Linked DNA regions of Homo sapiens: region 1 is linked to region 2. Evidence: chromatin contacts called from ENCODE Hi-C or POLR2A ChIA-PET data. All regions are on one chromosome and are shown on one strand. The core of a region is the stretch at or near the end of the contact, and the rest is flanking DNA. Distances in the headings are between cores, read along the strand shown.

Region 1 (4,180 bases), core at 672-3,171, 430 kb after region 2:
CTTAATATCCTTGTATTACATCATGTTCTCTTTTTCACTGTCTGCCCTCTGGACTTCATGCCCAAGCAGCAGACACAAAGACAGCAGCCTTACGGAAAGTGTTTAGCCCCCACAATGGTATCAGGCAAAATCCCTGTAACAGACTTGTCTGTTACTGACTTGACTGATCATAAATGAAAGTAACGTGTTTCCAACATTTTGCAGAAAAGTCGCATGATTATTAGTAGTATAATACTTATTGCTATGTTCACAATGGCTTGTGTTCAATACTACTCATCTTCATTTTTGTTGACAAGTGTCATGTACAAGGATAAAATTTTTGCTGAAATCATACCTTTTTCTAAGAAGTCTATGCTGCTTTAATTTAGCTCACTGAGTTGTTCCTTAAAATGATTTTTCTTAATCTATTGGTCTGACTATAAGCAACTTATTCTTTAAGTCTAATAAAGAGAGATTGAGTGTACCTATTTTCTTTATTTATGAATTATACTTACATAGAAATCTATCTGCTCATTACAAGACTATTGGTTAAGATAGGTATAATCACGACTGTCACAAAAATGTTATTCAAAGTTCCATCATGATCATAGAACCTCATACCTCATCTTGAAATTTTGAGGGATACAAAATTAAGACAGTAAGAGAGGAGAGAGTGACAGAGACATACAAACAAAAAGAGAAAATAAAGAGAAAGAGAAAGTGAATGAGAGACAGAAATGTGCTTTTAAAGAAGTTAAGATAATAGTAACTCTGAGTTGCTCCAGAGGAAAGGAATACAAATTTCTCTGTATTAGAGGGATTTTCTGTTTTTGGGAAAAGAAGTCTTAATTTTGGCTTGAATATAGAATCAAGCCATTTTAGTCATTTTATTTGAATTAAGACTTTCAAGTTCTGAAAGCTATCAAGATAAACTTAATGTCATTACAAAATAGTGAAAATACAATAATTGCAAAGTGTAATTTCAGTGAAGCCAGTACTGCTGCTGGAGGTTCTGGATAAATGTCCCTTACACACAGGGTGTAGAAAAGGTTGGGACTGACTGAAAGTGTCTGGAGAAAATGGGAATGCTGCCTATGATGTACTCATTAGTGGAACAGGTCTGCCATTGTTTCTGAGAAGAAAATGGAGACTGAAGGCAATGTTATTCTGAAATTACCTAAATAACTAAAATTATGAAAATATACATAAATAAAAGTTAAAAAATCAATTATTTGAATTATTTAGGAAAAGGAATCAGGCCTGAGTTGGTATCAGTTGAGCCCAATCGCTTAAGTATGATTTTAAGGAGGCTTTTGCAATGTTCAAATGCATTGATTTGTTATTCAACTCTACTTCTCTTTCCATAGGTAAATAAACTTTCTGCCTCATGACTCCTTCCCTTCTTCCTTCTTTTTCAAATGCTCAAATCTGCTGTAGAGTAAGTAAATCTTCTATTGGCAATGAGTCCCACAAAGAAATAATGTCTTCGTTTGTTCAGGTATCATGTTTTGACAAGAAGAATCTTGCTGTTCCGTTATTTTCTAATCTTAACTGGATTCAACCTGTTAGTCATTAAACTCCCTAGCAGATGGAAAGAATAGTCTGTAGTGGTAGTTCCCCAAACACCGTGACTTCAAGGGGTCTGATCATCCAGATAGATATCAAACAGTACTTATATACTGAAAAAATGACACTTCATATATATGTACTATGTTTCATATGTATGCAGATACTAATTGATTGATAAATTAGAAATTTGTTTAAAAACATTCCCGAATTTAAACTACTTTTTTGGGCACTTAGTCACTCTAAAGTAAAAATGTAATTTCCATTATACGTGATTGCTCGGTTTTAAAATGCTGCCTTTTTCTTTTGATGTACTTTTTATTTTTTGTCAAAACAAGGGGCTGGGCATGGTGACTCATGCTTGTATTCCCAGAGCTTTGTGAGGCTGAGGCAGGAGGATGGCTTGGGGCCAGGAGTTTGAGACTAGCTTGGGCAACATAGTGAGACACTGTCTCTAGAAAAAAATTTAAAAATTAACCAGGCATGGTGGCACATGCCTGTAGTTCCAGCTACTTAGGAGCCTGAGGCGGGAATATTGCTTGAGCTCAGGAATTAGCAGTTACAGTGAGCTATGACTGTGCCACTGCACTCCAGTCTAACTGATAAAGAAAACAATGTATTTTATTGCTTAGAAAGCCAAGTAATTTAAAAATACACATTTTGTAGATATACATATATGTTCATATGTGTATATATATACAAGAAAGGGTGTATTTAAAATATTCTTATTGATAGGGCTACTAATAAAAAAAATAAAGCACTCAGTTATAGTCTATGATTTTTTTTTGTCCTTGATGCATCAGCAGTCATTTTTTAAACCACTGTTTTCCAGAATTTGGTAAAATTTTCTTATCCATTGATGGCTTCTTTCTTTTCTGGAGATAATATGGATTCATATCTTTAGATTTTTTACAGGAATTTTGTTAGGGAAATGGGATAAACAAATGTCCTTTAGCTATCATTTTTAACCAGAAATCTCTTTTCAAAAGTTTTAACATCAAGAAAGAACCCTCATGCTTGGAAACACTGGGAACCACTGGTGAAGAGCAAGAGCCCTGGGAAGAATCAGGATTTCACTTGGCCTCTGCCACTGACGTGCGGCATGACTGTGGACCAGCGACCTGCACCTCTTGTGCCCCAGTTTACTCCTCTGTGAAATGAACACTCATGCGAGATGATGGCTAGACTGTCACCAGGTCTCCTATTTGCTAGTACGGTGCCCTCTTTGACCAGCAGAATAAAGATGGATAGGTGTTCTACCTACATACAGTCATCAAACTCATCAAACTGTGAGCAGGAAGAGAGAAAAGACTGGGAAACTGAGCTAGGTGGAGAGGCAGGAAACAAGGTGCTAATAAAGGAAAGAAACTTTGAAGGTGACAGAGTCCGAGGTTGAAGCATAAATATTAGAGAAGCTTGTGTCAAATCCAAGGACTACGTCAACACGGTCCTTAGCATGAAAGGGAAATTGACTTGGCAGTAATAATCTAAACAGAACTAGGAGGAGAAAATATAGGAAAAAAGGCCAAGAAATAGGCGGTTGTGGTAATTAAAACAGGAAATAACTGAAGCCTGGATATGTACCCTGGCAGGCGGAGGAGCAAAGAGGGATTTTATGTTTCACTTAGAGTGATAGGGATGAATACAACCGTATCCCTTAATTATTTTTCTCTAAAATAAACTGGCATGTTTCTAATAATGAGAAATCTACATGTTTCTAATAAAAAGACATTCTAAAACAGTTTGGTCTGGATTAAGACTAGGAGGTTGAAAAATATGAGTTCTGACTAAACGCAGATGAATCTGGAAAGAAAACCACCACCACCACCACCAAAAACAAAACAAAAAGAAAACTCTGATATAGCCAAACAAAATAAACAGCAATTTCAACTGGCTGGTTTTCTTGCTCGTGGTTGTGAGCCCAGATAAGGAGCTTTGTGGTGGTGGGAAGGCAATGAAGCCTTAATTGCCTATTAACTGGCTCCTTCTGGTTGCATCCTCTGTGCACTCTGTCGCCTATCCCCTGACTGGGCCACTGCCGCCTATGCTAAATGGGTTCTGATCAGCTAAAAATCACACAGTAATTTAAGCTGGAAATTTTAGTTAAATCCAGACAATTCCCCAGCATCTTTTCAAAAGGATGAAGGCTTTAATCAGTACAATACAAACCATGGGGAATAAGGGAGAGATCAGGTCAGAATGTGGGTCAGAAAAACTCTAGAGGAAGTGCTAATGGGATAAGGGCACCTGAGCTTTTTATCTTATTAGCGCTTCCCATGTCAAATTAGCAAAACGGTTCAGGCACTAAAGTGTTAGATAAAATGCTCATATGGTATGTGTTCCCCAGAAAGATTCTCGGAGTGCCTCTTCCAAGATGATTCAAGTTTTCTTCGCTTTTCTTTTTTACCTTTGGAGGTAAGTATGATCATGGTAAGTCAGACTCCTGGTGACCTCAGTGGAAATATGGCTTTGTCAGCAGGGCTACCACATTACAAAATTCTAGACAACACCATTCACAAAGAATATAATGTGAATGGTGCCCATGAAGGCATGCAAAGCGGGAGCTGTGCAATGCAGTGGCCTTTCATCAGGACAGATTTCCTTTTCGTAACCATGGAGTAAAAATATATATATT
Region 2 (4,087 bases), core at 1,440-3,939:
AGAAAAATATTAGGGTTTCCTTCATTTGTTTATGTTTCTCAGGGAACACTGTATTTCATTGCTTGATAGCCAGTATCTTAAAAATAATTGTTTCATATATTTTGTTTCTTTTTTATTGTTTCAGGTGGAAATGTGTACAGGAAAGAACCTGATAGGCCTGAGTTGCTCAAATCCTGAGCAATATGGTTTGACTGTGTCCCCAACCAAACCCACCTTGAACTGTAATAATCCCCATGTCACACGGGTGGGGCTAGGTGAAGGTAACTGAATCATCAGGGAGGTTTCCCCACACTGTTTTCATGGTAGTGAATACGTCTCATGAGATCTGATGGTTTTCTACATGGTGGTTCCTCTGCATAAGCTTTCTTGCCTGCCACCATGTAAGATGTGCCTTTGCTCCTCCTTTGCCTTCCAACATGATTGTGAAGCCACCCCAGCCATGTGGAACTCTGAATCCATCAAACCTCTTTCCTTTATAAATTATCCAGTTTCAGGTATGTCTTAATCAGCAGCGTGAGAACAGACTAATACACTAAGCATTCCCAAGAAAGGCTTGTTTTCAGAAGAAGTGGCCCTCAGCTCACTCCTAGGAACCAAGCTGTGACTATTCTGTCAGACAAGAGTGTTTTGTTTTGTTTTTTTTTTTAATGCCAAAGGCCTTGGGCCACGTTGTAACAGTTGGCTAGTTTACATTAACAGTGTGATTAATGATGAGTATCTGCTTTTTCTCTGGTGGTCTGAACCTTGAATAACTGAAGTCAGTCACACAGCACTATATGTATACATGACTAACACGCAATTAAAAACCCTGGATACTAAGGTTTGGGTGAGCTTCCCTTATTGGCAACTCTTCACATGTTGTCACACATCATTTGCTGGAAGAATTAAATGTGTGCCATGTAACTCCATTGGGAGAGGACAACTGAAAGCTTGTGGGTGACTTCCTCTGAACTTTGACAAATGCGCCTTTTCCCTTTGTTTCTTTTAATTTATTCTTTCACCATAATAAACTATAACCATGAATACAACAACTTCTATATCCTGAGGGTATTTATAGTAAATCAATTGTGCCTGGAGGTGGTCTTGGAACCCCCAATACAAAATGTACATCTATTCCCTAGTGTCCCACCTTGAGTGTATGCAGAATTCCAGTAAGAGTATCATACTCTAGTGGCCACTCCTTCACATGGCTTAATTTTATAGAGCACCTGGACAAACAATACAGAAAAATTTTCAAAATGGCAATACGTAATTTCTTTACTCACTTTTATATAGGAATCTTAGGTAAATGTATTAGAGATTGATACGTGGTCATGGGACCATGGGCTTTAAAGTAGAAAAAGTTAACTTATCACAGATACTCCTGAATAAATCAGCTGCATCAGAATATCTCAGATTTCCCTACACATCTATCAATTATACATGGATAGGCCTTGGGAATCAATCAGTTTAACAAATGTCTGTGGCAGACTTTGCAGCTCTCCTGCCTCAGTATGCACTCCATCCTTCCTTCTTAGTAGCAAACCCCTATTACATTTTGGGAGCCATAGTTCTCAGCTACAGACTATAATTCCCAGGCTTTGACAAGCCATTCAGCTAAGTACCAGGAAATAATATGCATTTAGAAGTGTGTATCTTTTAAGGAGTCTCATTAAAGGGAGAGGTATACCTTGTTTTTCCTGTTCTTCTCTGCTTTTGGAGCTCTAGCTGCTAACTTCAACAGAGAGGTGAACTTGAGGATATCAGAATGGAAAGACAGAAACCTGTTGACAACAAAAAGGTGCTATACGCACTCTAGTATCTATCTCTGGACTTCTTTTACATGAGGAATAAATAAAGTTCTGTCTTCTTTAAGCCGCTTTTAGCAATTTTTCCCATGTTATACCCCAACACCTGGTTTTTACAGTGCCCAAGGTGATTCTGGTGGTCAACTAGGTATGGGAAGGACTGATAGTCCAATCAACAAGGCAAAATATTCAAAACCAGGGTGCATGGAAACTTCAAAATAAAAGCATTTGGCTTATGTACTTAAAAGATAAGTGGGAAATCACATCAGCTTAAGTATTTTTCTTGAAATCCATCAAATGTCAAAAATCCTAAACCAAAACTTACTCATTTCAAAGAATGATCAATGGAAATTTTATTGTGCCAGCACAAAAAAAGTAATTCATTTTCATCTCCATTCATTGACTGCTAATAGGTTTCTCCATTTTAACTGACATAATTTTTTTACAATATAGCATAATGATGTGAATAAAATATATCCAATGCTCCTTTGCAAACTGTTTTTTGAAAATCTCCCATGCACACAACTCCCTCCCCAAAATCCACACTTCCAACCAGTCTGTTAAATCCCTCCCTCCTATCAAGCCGCAGTAGATAACACATTTCTGTGCTCCCAAGATACACCATGCAAAACACCCTATCTCTATTAATATTCTAACTTGATTTCTGGATGTGTTCTCAGTCTAATATATACTTCAACAATAAGACAGTTTAGCAACTTTTTATCAAAATTTTATAATGTCTTTTATTCGAAAAAAATTATATTAAAAAATGATATAAGAACATTTTTTAATGTTCTTATATCAGATGACTATTTGGTAATACCTGATGTTGAATGAGAGCTTACAGTATGCCAGGCACCCCTTCAAGTGTTTTTCAAGTACAGATGAGAAAACTAAATCACAAGGAGATTGAGTAACTTCCCCAGGAAGTAACAGAGATTCTTAACCCACATATTTTGGCTTCAGATTATGGACTGTTATTCACTACTCTGTACTTCTTCTATGGGCAGCTAATATTAGTTTCATTTTAATGTAGTAACTCAACGATTGCTGCATATTCACTGTAAATACTGAAATCAATTTTGCGCTGGTGCAGCTACAGAAACAAGACCTGAAATAAGTCAGATTAAAGAAAAGTCTATTATATGCTGATTAAGCCACAATATATACCAAACTTCCTGGTACACATTGCTTATATAGTGTTACTTCAAATGAAAAGAAAGAGACAAACCTCAGAAATATTGTTAAGGAAGCTCTAGCAGGACTTGATAACAATGAGTATAGGTTGTAAAGAGACAGAAAAGTAAATACACCTCCCATATTAACAATTTGTGATTATAAGGGGAATAGTATGCACAGAAAATAAAAGTTGGGATAGAAAACTGGCTTAGAAAAAAATATTTAGTACTGTTTGGCTCATCACTTGAATAATGGTGTCATCTTACAAATGACATATAAGCAGCAACAATAACAAAAAACTGACAGTGAAATACAGCATGTCTCCAGTGCCTTTCAATTAATTGTTGGATTTGAATTAAGTTCACACATCTTGTCTAAAAAGCTAAGATTTTTCTTTAATTGTAAAAAAATCACAGATGCTCTGGTATCAAAAATACATTTACCATTCAGAAATGTCAGGTAATGCTACTTCCATTAAAATAGAAATTCTGGGTTTAATATTTATCAATTTATAAAATAGTTTACATATATTATTAAACCCTCAAATTCTTGTATTCCAATTGAAATCCACATAGTCTAAAATTCTCTGCTTATATGCCTGTCTGCCCCACTAGCCTTTCAGCTTACTGAGTATGATGACTGGCTATTACCCTTCTCAGTATCTCCAGGAACTTATATAAGGCATAAATATAGAGACTTGCAATAAATTGAATTGTATCTCCTTAGAGTGTAAGAGCCACAAGGGACCTCTATTTACAGATGCGCCTAGTGAAGTAAAAGAACAATCCATATTAAAGACTGAGTCAAGATTAGAACCAAGTCTCCTAACTCTATGACATCACCACACTCATACAAAAATATCACTACAATGAGGCTCCTGAATACTTTGAATTATCCATGACTTTACATTGCCTACGAGCCTACTTCTGATAAGAAACCATACTTGAAAGTAGCATAAGAGCAAGAATTAGAAGATGCATAAATAATATAGACCAGAGAGGCATAAGAGGTCAGAAGTTCAGTGTTTTGGATTTACTGGGTAAAACTGGTTTTCTTTAATTTCCATAGGAAAGATTACAGGATGCCCACATGTCAAGTAATTCTTTAATCATTAAGTTTGC

The links. A loop is a pair of places that touch in the nucleus more often than their neighbours do. ChIA-PET counts read pairs that join two places held with the same protein, here RNA polymerase II (POLR2A). Pooled maps may share reads with other maps.
Region 1: a loop to region 2 is called in a map of endothelial cell of umbilical vein, with 5 times the contacts of the local background. The contact joins two enhancer-like sites. A Hi-C loop is called at or near these places in 2 of 168 maps with a recorded cell type or tissue (MCF 10A and endothelial cell of umbilical vein) and 2 of 50 pooled maps. POLR2A ChIA-PET finds 5 or more read pairs at or near these places in 1 of 52 experiments (MCF 10A).

What each region holds. Positions count from the first base shown.
Region 1 is chr1:98,324,275-98,328,454 of GRCh38, forward strand. No RefSeq gene overlaps it. Among named protein-coding and RNA genes, the nearest start is that of LINC01776, 120 kb to the left of the region's middle. RefSeq lists an enhancer at 1-405. Within about 2 kb of position 1,922, at least 8 of the 41 ENCODE cell types and tissues checked have a DNase peak (open chromatin) inside an H3K27ac peak, as active enhancers do; they include endothelial cell of umbilical vein, where a contact is called at or near this core.
Region 2 is chr1:97,898,467-97,902,553 of GRCh38, forward strand. The region is part of intron 1 of DPYD (dihydropyrimidine dehydrogenase); the gene reads right to left. Among named protein-coding and RNA genes, the nearest start is that of DPYD, 21 kb to the right of the region's middle. Within about 2 kb of position 2,690, at least 3 of the 41 ENCODE cell types and tissues checked have a DNase peak (open chromatin) inside an H3K27ac peak, as active enhancers do; they include endothelial cell of umbilical vein, where a contact is called at or near this core.